4 separate regions of the Homo sapiens genome follow, and regions 1, 3 and 4 are each linked to region 2. A link is a contact called in ENCODE Hi-C or POLR2A ChIA-PET data. All regions are on one chromosome and are shown on one strand. The core of a region is the stretch at or near the end of the contact, and the rest is flanking DNA. Distances in the headings are between cores, read along the strand shown.

Region 1 (3,308 bases), core at 523-3,022, 300 kb after region 2:
ATCAGGGCCACCCAGCCAGGCAGCAGCTTGGTGCAGTTCTGCACCAGGCTTGCTTGACTGCAAATCAGGCCCCCAGCTGCAGCCCAGCCCTTCCCAAGGGGGCTGTGTGGGACCCAGCTTCCATGGCATTTCCCTGGGGTGCCAGGCTAGTTCCATTTGGGCCATGGACTGTGCCTTCCCCCAAATGCGTTCATCCAGAACCCTTGGCTGCAGGGCCTCTCCCAAGACTGGCTGCTCATGGTCACCTCTAGAATGTGGCCTTTCCATGACAGGGTGAGGAGGCTGGAGCCCAGGGTTACCTCACATGCTGAGTCCCAGGGCAAGAGAGTTTGAGACATGTCACAGAGAAAGGGAAGGGCCGGTCACCAAACAATGCTGGGCATGGCGGGGGCAGAAGGGTGGCACTAAGGAGAATGTGATGCAGTTGCTGGTGGCGTCTGCACGTCGGGGCTTCTTGGGACTCTGGCTCCCGCCGACATGTGCTCAGTGGCTCTGGGGCATGCTCTGAGATTTGTGACTTGTCCTGGAGAGTCAACACTGTCTTCCTGACATTGGGACCAGGGGCCTGGGGAGTGCAGGTGAGAGCCCGCCCCTAGCACCTAGGAGCTCTGGGTGGCTTTCGCCTGCCACCTGTTGGCTCCCTGGGCTGGCCTGTCTCAAAGGAGCACTTCCTCCACCTGATCTTGAGTCCCCTCCTCCCCCAGCGTCCTGTGAGTGGGCGAGCAGGTCTCTGCTTCCCTGCATGGCTTGGAGCTTCGACTTTGTCTCGGGCAGGCAGGGGAGTGTGGGGAGGGGCTGAGCCTCACCTTCCTGTGGGCATCCCGCCCCACCATCCAGCTGGCACCCCCTGTGGACATCTCCCCCCAGCCTCTTTCCTCTCCTGGGCAGTGAGTGACTGCCCGCTTTGAGCCACGGGGGCCCTTTTTGGAGAAAGGCCATGTGAAAAGGGATTTCACATTGAGGTCTGCTTCCTGTTTAAGGGGGTGCTGAGAGCTCTTTGCAGAAGTGCAGCCACCCACCATGCGGTCCCCTACAGCGCCCTCAGGAGTCCCTCCCACAGCCTGGCTGCCCCTTTTCTACACAGTACACACATGGATGCACACGCAGCCCCTGCCTCAATGCCCCCGTCACCACTGACCTGGCTCTGCATGTGAGGGGTGTGCTCTGTGCGTGTCCTGCATGGGTGCACCTGTGTGTGTGCAGTGGTGCACAGGAGTCCGCGTTTATGTGCATGTGTGTGCATGAGCACATGTGTGTGTATGTGCGCACATGGTTGTGTGTGCATGCAAGGGCCCAACCCAAAGCTACTGACTTCCCCCTCCAGCCCTCATCACCTCCTGGAAGGTCCTAACCAGCCAGGCCTAAGTTCACACCCAAAGGATTTGTTTTTTTCTTCCCTTTTCTTTCCGTGCAAATTTCAATTAATACAGTGGTTTCTAAAGCCTGTCATTTTTAAGAGGCTGTAGTTTTTGTTTAGTCTGTTCTGGGTCCCAAACCAGCAACTTGGAGAAGTTGGTGGGCAGTGTTGGAACAAGGCCTGGGAGACAGATGCAGGAAGAGTGGAGGGCCAGGTGGAGGGCAGGCGGGCGGGGCCTCTGTGGGCAGCTCCCGCCCACACAGGGCAAAGGGGAGAAAACTTCCCCATCCTGCAACTGACACTGCTGATTTCTGCCTCCTCAAGGGCTGTGGGCAGCCTCTGAGCCTGTTGTGTAGGGAGACTGGGGCTCTAAAAGGAGAGCAGAGGAGCGGGGGTGGGATGACTCACCCCACCTCTGCTCTGGAGAAGGTAGAAGCGCAGAGCTGTGTGCTGGGGGAGGTGGCGTGTCCCGGCAGCTCAGGGCCAGCGATTCAGCCCCCGGCTGCTCAAGTGCTCTGCTGTCCCTGCCCCTGTTACCTTCCCCAGTGTCTAGGTGGTCCCCGCCAGTTCAGCTGGAGCTGCTCGTGTGGAGGCCAGGGCCGTGAGGCAGTTGAGTTGGAAGCATTTTCTCAGGCTTTTTGGACTGGGGGCTCACCTATGAGGAGGCCTGGTGTCGATGGGGTGGGGTGCACCAGGCATGTCTCTGGGATGAGCAGAGGCTGAGGGAGCCCCCTGCCTTTCCCCCACAATACGGCCTTCTCCATCCACACTGGGACCCCTTCCAAGGCCACTTTCTGACCTGAACTTTGTGCTCCAGAAGATTTCACCTCTTTGGAAAGAGCCAGAGACACTTATGGGCAGGCTCAGCCTTCAGGCTGCCTGAGAGCAGCAGAGATGGGGACTTGAGGACAGACCACTTCTCCCACCAGGACAGGTTCTGGCTTTGGAAGCCCTCGCTTTATGGAAGGGCCGAGGCAGCCAAGGGGATCTAGTGGGGCCCTGAGTAGACCCTGCCCCCAGTCCCCTCTCTTAGCTCCACCGTAGCAGCAGGATCAGGACCAGCCACCCCCGACACCCCCTGCTGCCCTGCCTCCGTCTTCCTTCTTCTGCTGGTTCCTGTGGGGGTCTCCCGAGGAGGAGCTCCTTGGGCTTTGTGAGGCCAGCCGATGGGCTTGGAGTGAAAGTGAAGGCAGTCCGATTCAGTGAGGCTGCACCTTTTCTCCTGGATCAAGAGCCAACCCCAGGCTGGGTGGTGGTGCACACCTGTAATCCCAGCACTTTGGGAGGCCAAGGTGGGAGGATCACTTGAGGCTAGAAGTTTGAGACCAGCCGGGGCAACATAGCGAGACTCCCTTATCTACTAAAAAAATTGTCTAAAAAAAAAAGAAAAGAAAAATTAGAGCCAGCCCCAGCTGGAACAGAGTCTGCCGTCCCCTCGGAAAGACGTGCCTTGACTCAGGGCACTGAGCTGACTGCAGCTGTTGGGCAACACACGCCCCAAACCTTCATCCACCAGGCAGGAAAGGAGCTGCTGGTGAGCCCTGCCCCAGGCCTCGGCCCTCATGTCGCCTTCCCTCCCACGTAGGACCTACCTGGAGGAGGAGCTCACGAAGGCCCGGAAGAAGCCCAGCCTGCGGAAGGACATGTACCAGAAGATGATCGAGGTGGACCCCGAGGCCCCCACCGAGGAGGAAAAAGCACAGCGGGCTGTGACCAAGCCACGGTACATGCAGTGGCGGGAGACCATCAGCTCCACGGCCACCCTGGGGTTCAGGATCGAGGGAATCAAGGTGAGGCCGGCGAGTGAGGGCAGCCTCGGGCCCCACCCGTGCCCACCTCAGGGGGCTTGGCTTCTCTCAGCGCCCTTTGGAAGCTGTAAGCTTCTCCAGGCACAGGCTCAGAATGTGGGTGGCCCGCCCCAAGGCCAGACATTTGGAGACATCAGCCTATT
Region 2 (3,109 bases), core at 81-2,580:
TTCGTATTTTTTTTTTTTCGGTAGAGACGGGGTTTCACCATTTTGGCCAGGCTGGTCTCGAACTCCTGACCTACGGTGATCCACCCGCCTCGGACTCCCAAAGTGCTGGGATTACAGGCGTGAGCCACCGCACCCAGCCGCCTGAGTCTTACAGATGCTGCTCCTGTAGCTCCCCTTTTGTCTCTCCTCGGGAGAAAGGCCTTCCTCCAAAAGAAGAGTCTCCCAAGAGCCCTCCTGCCAGGATGACCTACCCATCCACAGCGTGACAACTGGCAGGCTGGCATCAAGGAATGTTCAAATCCTTTGGCAATCAGGTAGGCCTGGCATGACCAGCTACTCAATCCTGTCACGTAGATCCAAGGCCCAAGTGAACGTGCACAAGTTTTTCAACAGGCTGTAGGCCCGACTCAGGCTGGAAGACTGCACACAAGCCTCTCACCCTTCAGGAACCTGACATCTCTCACCCAAATGGGGAGTCCCAACACCCAAACCTGCCCCTGCAGCACTCCCCATCGCCCAAAGAGGGTTTGGCAGAGGGGCTGTTACCTCTGTGCAATGGGTGAGAATGAGCCTCGGAAAGGTTCGAGTTTAGGGGAGTAAGCCCAAACCACTCACAAGACCCCCCAGAGTTTGGAGAAGAGGAAAGGCCAAAGAAAAGCGAAAGGAAGAAAGGATCAAAAAGGATCCCCTGTCCCAAGTTCACACAAAATTCCCACCTGCGAAGCCCAACAGCTGGCTCCAGCCAAGGAAGTCAAAGTTCTCACCCAAACCTGCAGCCAGCGGCAACGAGCCTAGAGCCCCAGACACACAGTGCAAGGGGGTCTGGGAGTGAAGAACAACATTATTAGAAAGCGAAGCATCAAAGCTGTATTGGCGACCAAAGGGCATGGGCAACGGGCATTCGGCAGCGGGAAGGCGGTCGGGCAAGCAGCGGGCGTGTTCCAGGGACCCAAGGCTCTGCACGTGGCCCTCGTCTCCTCCCCGAAGCAGGAACGAGGGGCTGAGGTGGACCCAGGGACGTGAGACGGCTGCAGAGGACCCACCCTGCAACTGAGGCGCCCCCACTGCGTCCGGACCTGAGGCTCGCGGCCAGCGAAACTCGCGGGGAAGCTGCGCTGTCACATGAAGAGAATGCAAGAAGGGCTGAGGTGGGTGTTGACCCCAGCTCTGGCCGCAGCCAGACGGCGCCTGGGCACGCGGCGGGCCGGCGGGTGGCAGCCTTACCTGGCTGCAGGAAGCTGGGATCCGCGGTCACCTTCTAGCCGCCTCCGCGCCCGCCTCTGCGCGCTGGCCACCGCGCTGACGCCCGCCACGCGCTCCGGATCTGTTTACCAACTCGCCCGCTCCGGGGGAGCCCCAGCTCACAAGCCCCGCCCCGCGGGCCGCTCCCATTGGCTGCACCGCCGTCCGCCTGCCGAATGCCGCTCTGCGCGTGGGAGCGTGCTCGGCCCGTGCTCCCGGCCCGTAGCCAATCGCGACCGAGAGCGGAGCAAGAGGAGCCAATGGGAGGCTACCTTAGCGGACAGGGCCCTCCTGTTCTCCTTTTCCCCACCTCCCGGCTACCTTTCTCTCTAGCAAACCGGGGCTGGAGGCCTGGCTTTGGAGTTGCTGGCCTGCGCGCATGCGCCTTGAGAACGGGAGCCTTTTTCACTGCGATGCAGTGTGCGTGGCCGCAAAGGCACCCCTGCGTGCTTGTTGCCTCCAGACTGGTGCTTGCTGGGCCTCTGCGCGGGCCTGGGAGGGGAGGCTGTGGACCAAGCAGACGCGACTGCGGGGCGTGGAGGGTGCCGCCGCTTTAAGGACCGGGCGATGCCTGTTCTTTGCTCCTCTCTATGTAGCAAGAGCCCCTTGCCCAGGGTCCACAAAAAGCACTCCGAGGAGGGGAAACGCGGCGGGCAAGGCCGCGCACTTCCACTTCCGGCCCTTCGGCCGGGGCCCTTCAGGCTAAGGATGCTTGTTTTGTGTGGCGCCATCCTCAAAACAGGAAGCCTCTGCCACCCGCGCCCCGAGGGTAGAGAGATAGTACCCTCACCGGAGTCGCTGTCCGCCCGCCGGTCTCGTCGGCGTGCAGGTGCCCGCAGTCGCTGACAGCCGGGGTTTTGGAGGGCGCGCAGCCAACACGGGATGGAGCTCGGGTGCAGCCCTCGGCGTCCCCGCCGAGCAGCCCTGGGAGGCACCGCCACCAGCAGCACGCAGATTTGCCCCGTCACTCCCTCCTTAACGAGAAAAGGAACGTATGAGCCAAAGTCGGCTCGACAATTTCCACTCAGATGACCCCAAACACTGGTCTGCAGCTCTGTTAATCGTTCTTGTGGAAAAAAGAAATAACAATTTAGTTTTTCATGAAATGAAATACTCAAGCCAAAGGATTGTTCCTTATTCTGAGCCTCCCCCCGCTTTTTTTTTTTTTTTTTTTTTGGTATTGTGAAACGAAAATTCACTCTGCCAAAAGGAAAAAAAATTAAACTGAAAGCTGAGTCATGCAACTGCCTTTCCTTTTGTTCCTAAGCAGATAGCTACAGATTAAAGGTGAAGTATCTCCACTCTATGTTCACCTTATCTTGTGTAAAGTGCCGATTTACTGAGCGCCAAATACATAACTGTTGCCCTACCTGCTCCCTTTATCGCAACATGTGGCTTCAATAATGTGAACATACCTTCCATCTTCCCCCTCCAGCCTGCTTTTCCCCTTTAAATATTGAAGCCCTCAAAATCATCTTTGGAGAAAGGCACAGACCTGTCTTCTGGGCGCGAGTCCTTCACCTTCGCAACATAAATTTCTAAACTGATACAGGTACTTTTCGGTTCACAAATATTGACATTTAACTTAATTGAAAGTCGTTTGTTTTATATTATCACTTGGAAAAATTTAAAGTTAGCTGTTCTATGTTGATGCCTAAAATTGGGGATAGGGGCCTGCTTTATTATAATGAAATCCAGAAGTGAACCTAATTTCACAGTCCCCCATCGGCTCCCCAGAGATCTGCCTGAGTTCCCAAGAACAGAATTCTAAGTGTGTGTGATATGGGCGAACACAAGCTCTGTGTCAGGCTCCGTTCTTCCTAGGGGTAGGGGAGGCCTTTCTTCCAAGGAGAATGGAGACTGTGCC
Region 3 (3,197 bases), core at 9-2,508, 270 kb after region 2:
GTGTGGACCTGCTGGTAGTGGCTTTTCTTCATTAGAATTTGCATGCAAGATTGACACTAAGATGGCTGACTTTCACCATCCCAAACCAACCCTGTTTTTGCACCGTGCTGTAGTGGTATGAATTACCTTGCAGGTAATTGTGGCTTAGGTGATGGTACACAAAAGGCATCATACAGCAGCCAGATGTTCATTTTACTAAATGGAAAATATGACTCAGAACACGGGCCAATCTGAGCCTCCAAGCAGGCAAATTAGCCATTGAGGATGAAGTCTTCACCTCTGGAGAGGAGAGAATGTGGGAGCACAGAGCCCAGAGTCAAATGATTTGGTTGAGATCCCCCCACTTTGGTTATTTAGACTTGCTTATACTCCTCTGACCAGACTATGGGATCTTCTACAGAAATTCTACAGAAGTGTGGGCAGAATTACAAGTAAGGTGGGTTGAGGAAGTGCACAGGTGGAAGTGTAGCCGAGAGGATGCGTTTGAGGAGCAAGAGGCTGGGACTCAAGAAGGCTTTATGCAGACTCGAATCTTACATTGATAACAAGCATTTGCGTAGCACATACGAGTTTCATCCTATGAAGGATTCCATAGGATTCTCACAGCAGCCCAAGGATGTGAGCAGAGCAGTAAACAATATCCCTGTTTTATAGAGGAAGTAGAAATCGAGAAGCAGGAAGGTTGGGTAATTTGCCCAAAGTTCCACCACTAGTAAATCGCAGAACTGGGACTAAAGCCCAGGTCTTCTGACCCTCACTGGGCCCAGCGTTCTTTCCAATATGTCATCCTGCCATTTTCCCCTTCCTTCCTCCTCCCCACAGCTCCTTGCAAGTTCAGCCTGCTGGAGGTAAGGGAAGTGATCATGAGAGTTTTTCCAGTGCTGAGACGTTCTGGAAAAAACATGGACCTGTATCTGTGTCCTGATCTGTGCTTCGTGATTGGACTGTCTTGACACTCGTCTCAGGACTCTGGGGAGTGCTTGTGCAAGTGTTTCCCAGTGTGGCCGGCTTCTTGAACGCTGCTAATGGAAAGTTGTAAGAGTTCTATTTTCCTGTTTCAAGCGAGCGTTTCCCCCTTGGGGTTATAGCAACCACTTCCTCCTCAGCACCCGGTGGGTCGTGGTAAACACCAGTTACAGCAGAGTATCCCCTTCTGACAACCTCATTGGTTCCTTTTTTTTTTTTTTTTTTTTTTTTTGCCTGTAAGCACATACACACAGAGTTCTGAAGGCTAGGTCTCCTTTCCTTCTGGTTTAGAGTTTTCAGAGTACCCTGCTGTGGCCTTGGAAACAGAAAACCCACACAGAGGTCAAACGCAGTTCTCGTGGAGTCACCTTGTCATCCTGCTTTGTTTTGGAAGGAACTGGGTCGGAGGCAGCACAGTAGGACTACAGCATCTTTAACCCTTGGTAGGATGGCTGGATCCGCTGAACGCTTGTGGGTAAACAGGAAGCTCACAGCCTCAGTGGATCATTAAGGGTGATACAGAATAGACACGAAAATCTTAAGTGGGATGGGAGCAGAGCAGGACTTGGTGGGTAGATAGTGAGGAAAAGGAGGCAAATAGGGATGGTGAAGAAATCGAAAGGGAATGGGGGATACAAGGAAAGGGTCAGGAAAGGGTGAGTAAAAGGTTTAAAGAGAGGTGCTAATTTTAGATACTTAAAAGTATTTTAAGTATCTAAAACTTGTGGCTGGGTGTGGTGGCTCACTCCTTTAATCCCAGCACTTTGGGAGGCCAAGGCGGGCAGATCACCTGAGGTCAGAAGTTCGAGACCAGCCTGGCCAACATAGTGAAACCCCGTCTCTAACTAAAAATACAAAAATTAGGCCAGGCACAGTGGCTCACGCCTGTAATTCCAGCACTATGGGAGGCTGAGGTGGGTGGATCACGAGGTCAGGAGTTCAAAACTAGCCTGGCCAAGATGGTGAAACCCCATCTCTACTAAAACTACAAAAATCAGCCAAGTGTGGTGGCAGGTGCCTGTAATCCCAGCTACTCGGAGGCTGAGGCAGGAGATTGGTTTGAACCTGGGAGTTGGAGGTTGCAGTGAGCCGAGATGGTGCCACTGCCCTCCAGCCTGGGCAACAGTGAGACTCTGTCTCAAAAAAAAATGTGTATATATAAATACTTAAAAAATATTTGTAATTGCTGGTTTGGGGTTACTAGAATCTCTTCTGAATCTGTCTCAGTTTTTCTTACAGCTTTTAAAATCCATGGAACTCTATCACCAGGAGATGATTGTGGTATGGAGCTGATCACCCCGGAGTTAGTGGGGTGGCAACTGAGATCGGGGGGAAATGGAGCAGTTTGAGGATATATGGGCCGTGAAAACCTCCCAGCTCTGCCCCCAGCCATGCCATGAAAGTCATGGGGAAGAAAGGCCCCCATTTGTGTGTTTGTGTTATTAAATAGAACAGTAACAGAGCAGGTCTCTGAGCCTGCCTGGCAGAAATCTTTCTGTAGCAGGAGTGTCCTGCAACTCTCTGGTGGATTTGCAAAACAGTACAGATAGAAAAACTTAAATGGGAAACAAGCTTGTCTTGTCCTACTTTGTGGAGATAGATAATAAAGCCGAAAGGCCAAGAAGTGTAAATATATAGCATATATCTAATGTATATGGTATATGTACATATCAATCTATAGCTATGCAATATCTACACTATTTATCTATGTTTATACGATGACTCTAGGCTTCAGAAGACCTGTCAAAGATTTCCATACATCTAGAGAATTTAGAAGGATCCCTTTATAGGTGAGAGTTGAGACTTTTTGGCTGCAGGTTGGGATTTGGTGGACTAGTTCCTGGTACCACCACCTAGTTGCCGTGATTATCTTTAGACTAACCAAGGCCCTTGTGTTAGCCTTCCGTAAATCATCCCCACCCCTAAGCAAGACAGCACCTATACCTTCACAGTTTCTCCAGTTCATCCCTGTTTTATTTTATTTATTGTTTTTTGAGACAGGGTCATGCTCTGTCACCCAGGCTGGAGTGCAGTGGCACGAACATGGCAGCCTCTACCCCTGTGTTCAAGCAATCCTCCTGCCTCAGCCTCCCGAGTAGCTGGGACCACAGGTGCGCGCCACCACACCTGGCTAATTTTTGTGTTTTTTATAGAGACAAGGGGTCTCACCATGTTGCCCAGGCTGGTCTTGAACTCCTGGCCTCAAGCAGTCCTCCTGCCTCAGCCTCCCA
Region 4 (3,206 bases), core at 314-2,813, 310 kb after region 2:
GGGTGGGGTGGGGATATGGTTTGGCTCTGTGTCCCCCCACTCAAATCTCATCTTGAATTGTAATCACCACATGTCGAGGGAGGGACCTGGTGGGAGGTGATTGGATCATAGAGGTGGTTTCCCCCCTGCTGTTCTCATGATATAAGTGAGTTCCCACAAGATCTGATGTTTTAAAAGTGTTTGGCATTTCCCCGCCTCGCTCACTCTCTCCTGCCACCACGTAAGACGTGCCTTGCTTCCTCTTTGCCTTCTGCCATGATTGTAAGTTTCCTGAGACTTCCCCAACCATGCAGAACTGTGAGTCAATGAAACCTTTTTTTTCTTCATAAATTACCCAGTCTTAGGTAGTTCTTTATAGCAGTGTGAAAATGGACTAATGCAGGTGGGGACCCTGGGTCTCTCTAAGGAGGCACTGTTTTTGTTCTGGGCTCTCTGAAACCCTTCAGGGGAGCACAACCTAGGCACCCCCCACACCCCAGTCCTCTCTCCTCACAGCAGACTGACTGTGCAGAACCAAGTTTACTCTTTAGCTCACAGGCTGGCTCCCATGCCCTCCCACAGAAACACGGAATATTATCCTAGTTCCCACAAACACCTCGAAACAGTGGACAAGTCATTTTTCTTGCTGTTTTACTGCAACAGCTGTGGCCCGCTCCTGGCATTTCAAGTGCCATGCATGGGCCTGAGATGACAAATTCAACAAGCAAGTGAGAAAGGGAATGGCAAACCAGGAGTGAGAAGATGGATTTCATGCTTTAGCAAGACATGAGGGCTTGCAGGGTTTTTTTTAAACAAGAAAATAACGAGTTGATGTAATAATGACAACAATAATACAAGAGAGGGTCAAAGTGCCATCAGACACCTGTCTCAGTCTGTTTGGACTGCCATAAAAACACAGCACACACTGCATGGCTTAACTGAAATGTATTTTCTCACAGGTCTGGAGGGTGGAAAGTCCAAGATCAAGGCCAGGCTAGTTCAGTTTCTAAGGAGGGCTCTCTTCCTGGCTTGCAGACAGCCACCTTCTCACTACGTCCTCACACTGCAGAGAGCACACTCCTCTGCTTATAAGGCAACTAGCCCTATTGGGTTAGGGCCTCACCTTTATGACCCATTCAACCCTTACCATCTCCTCACACGCCCTATCTCCAAATACACATGAAGGGTTAGGGCTTCAACATTTGAATTTGGGGTCGATAACGGTGCATCTGTTGCTAACTAACATCCTGGACGGTTTCTAACTTCCAACCTGTACCTTTTCAAACTTGTGAATGAGTAAAGCAGTTTTGGGGGGAAAAAGTGCAATGCTAATTTCTGTGGCTTTCAATGTGGCAACATGTGTTTGGGTTATTTTAAAAATAGCTTCTGCAAATTATGGACAAACAGTATCTTACAGAGCCAGTTTGCTGTCGACAGCAGCCCTGTTTTTATTTCAATGGAAAAAAAAATGCCCAATTTTAGTCATGCTTTCTGAGAACACGTGCTGGAGTGAGATCAAGAGGGCCGCCTACAGAGGCGTCTGAAATAGCCTGGCGCCGCCTGCAGAGGCTGCCCCCTTCTGGACGGTCGGGTGCATTACAAGGTGCCCGAAGAAAAGGAAGACGGGTCAGGAGCTCAGCGACGTCCAATCCTGTACCCCCAGGAATGCCCTGGAGAAGAGAAAGCTCCCTTTCTTTCATGGCTTCTCCCAGCCTGGCTACATCTTTGCCCTGGCAGAAAGGCAGTGACCATGGCAATGATGAAGGAATCGCCAAAACCAAAGGTTAGGGAGGGCTTCCTGTGTGCTGGGCAGGGTGGTGCACACTGTACACCGGTTACTTTATTTCATCTGTACACTACTAGCACCCCCAGTTGAGGGGGGTGCTATTAGTGTTATCATAAATACATGTATAAATTAGGAAACATGCTCAGAGAGATTGAATAATTTGACCAAGTTTGCACAGCTAGTGAATGCCAGAGCCAGGATTAGAACCCAGATATAGGGCATGGCGTGGCAGTGGTCGGGTTCGCAGGCACATGGCATGCAGTGTGAAGAGGGCCGTGGTGGGGCAAACATGGGGCTCCACGGAGTACAGAGGAGGCCTGACCCAGGAGAGGGACAAGAAGGTCACTGAAGGGAGGCTTTGCAGAGGACGTGGCACCAGGAGATTGGAGGATGGAGCAGAACATGAAGGTCACAGAGGCACCTCCAGAGCATGCTTCATCTGGAGTCACTCCAGGCAGTGGGAGCAGAGGACCCTTGTGGAGCTGGTGAAGGGGTCAGGGCTGGATCACGACCTGGGGAGCCAGGGTGAGGCGCATGGACTTTCCTGCAGTGACAAGCAGGTGTCCTTGGAGGCTGTCAAGGTGGGGCATGATGAGATCACATTTGCATGTGATGGGGTCACTCTGGCTGCCTGTGGCTTAAAGAAGGGAAGACAATGCGAGGAGATTCATTAGGAGGAGGTCAGGTGAAGCAGAGGAGAGATGATGGGGTCCTGAAGTGAGGTCAAGGCCATGAGCAGGAGAGATGACGATGAGGTTGCATGGATGCCCTTCCACTGTGGCTGTAACATCGTGGGCCTGGGTGTCCCGAGAATGACTGGCTGGTAGGCCAGAAGCATGGGGATGGCCCACCCTGAGCTGGGAGCATGGGAGGACAGGCAGGACTGGAGGGCAGGGGAGCAGGGAATGAGTTTAGTTGAGACACATCTAGTTACAGGTGGCTGTGGGACATCCACATCTGAGGCCAACTGGACACGTGGGCCTGGAGTTCAGGAACCAGACCTGGGCAGGAGTCATGGGGATAGCATCAGAGGATTGCTGGGGCGCAGCAGGCAGGCAGACACACACTGCCGCACTCAGTGAGAAATGCAGAATTGAGAAGTGGATGTGCCAGTGAGTCCTGAAGTTTCAGAATTAAAAGAAAAACATCAGATTATTAACAGAGATTGGTTTGAGTGATGGGATAATGAGTGGTTTCTCTTTTTTTTTTTTTTTTTTTGAGAGTTTTGTTCTTATTGCCCAGGCTGGAGAACAGTGGCGCGATTTTGGCTAACTGCAACCTCCGCCTCCCAGGTCCAAGCGATTCTCCTGCCTCAGCCTCCCAAGTAGCTAGGATTATAGGCATCCACCACCACACCTGGCTAATTTTTTGTATTTTTATTAGAGATGGGGTTTCATCATGTTAGTCAGGCTGGTCTTGAACTCCTGACCTCCTGTGATCC

Evidence for each region. Hi-C counts contacts between places; a loop is a spot of excess contacts on that map. ChIA-PET counts read pairs that join two places held with the same protein, here RNA polymerase II (POLR2A). Pooled maps may share reads with other maps.
Region 1: a loop to region 2 is called in a pooled map, with 3 times the contacts of the local background. The contact joins the enhancer-like site here to the promoter of COQ8A in region 2. A Hi-C loop is called at or near these places in 6 of 168 maps with a recorded cell type or tissue (CD14-positive monocyte, CD4-positive, alpha-beta T cell, HCT116 and 3 more), 6 of 37 single-sample maps with no recorded cell type and 14 of 50 pooled maps. POLR2A ChIA-PET finds 5 or more read pairs at or near these places in 12 of 52 experiments (BJ, CD4-positive, alpha-beta T cell, CD8-positive, alpha-beta memory T cell and 9 more).
Region 3: a loop to region 2 is called in a map of naive thymus-derived CD4-positive, alpha-beta T cell, with 4 times the contacts of the local background. The contact joins the promoter of ITPKB-IT1 here to the promoter of COQ8A in region 2. A Hi-C loop is called at or near these places in 2 of 168 maps with a recorded cell type or tissue (gastrocnemius medialis and naive thymus-derived CD4-positive, alpha-beta T cell), 3 of 37 single-sample maps with no recorded cell type and 10 of 50 pooled maps. POLR2A ChIA-PET finds 5 or more read pairs at or near these places in 9 of 52 experiments (AG04450, CD4-positive, alpha-beta T cell, CD4-positive, alpha-beta memory T cell and 6 more).
Region 4: a map of CD4-positive, alpha-beta T cell shows a loop between it and region 2 (12-fold over the local background). The contact joins the enhancer-like site here to the promoter of COQ8A in region 2. A Hi-C loop is called at or near these places in 11 of 168 maps with a recorded cell type or tissue (B cell, CD14-positive monocyte, CD4-positive, alpha-beta T cell and 6 more), 7 of 37 single-sample maps with no recorded cell type and 18 of 50 pooled maps. POLR2A ChIA-PET finds 5 or more read pairs at or near these places in 8 of 52 experiments (CD4-positive, alpha-beta T cell, GM12878, HCT116 and 5 more).

What each region holds. Positions count from the first base shown.
Region 1 is chr1:226,641,760-226,645,067 of GRCh38, reverse strand. ITPKB (inositol-trisphosphate 3-kinase B) reads left to right here. Exons shown (of 8, transcript NM_002221.4): 5 at 2,943-3,147. Among named protein-coding and RNA genes, the nearest start is that of ITPKB-IT1, 32 kb to the left of the region's middle. RefSeq lists silencers at 380-602, 1,606-1,900 and enhancers at 1-620, 731-830, 1,441-1,520, 1,631-1,690, 1,955-2,622. Within about 2 kb of position 1,772, at least 18 of the 41 ENCODE cell types and tissues checked have a DNase peak (open chromatin) inside an H3K27ac peak, as active enhancers do; they include CD14-positive monocyte, CD4-positive, alpha-beta T cell, GM12878 and 3 more, where a contact is called at or near this core.
Region 2 is chr1:226,938,515-226,941,623 of GRCh38, reverse strand. It overlaps COQ8A (coenzyme Q8A), which reads right to left and starts at 1,330. Exons shown (of 15, transcript NM_020247.5): 1 at 1,225-1,330. RefSeq lists silencers at 1,105-1,264, 1,315-1,624 and enhancers at 1,895-1,994, 2,185-2,234, 1,969-2,660.
Region 3 is chr1:226,673,129-226,676,325 of GRCh38, reverse strand. ITPKB-IT1 (ITPKB intronic transcript 1) reads left to right here and starts at 1,258. Exons shown (of 2, transcript NR_103784.1): 1 at 1,258-1,409. All of the region lies in intron 2 of ITPKB (inositol-trisphosphate 3-kinase B), which reads left to right. RefSeq lists a silencer at 127-276.
Region 4 is chr1:226,624,993-226,628,198 of GRCh38, reverse strand. No RefSeq gene overlaps it. Among named protein-coding and RNA genes, the nearest start is that of ITPKB-IT1, 48 kb to the left of the region's middle. RefSeq lists an enhancer at 160-259. Within about 2 kb of position 1,563, at least 2 of the 41 ENCODE cell types and tissues checked have a DNase peak (open chromatin) inside an H3K27ac peak, as active enhancers do; they include dorsolateral prefrontal cortex, where a contact is called at or near this core.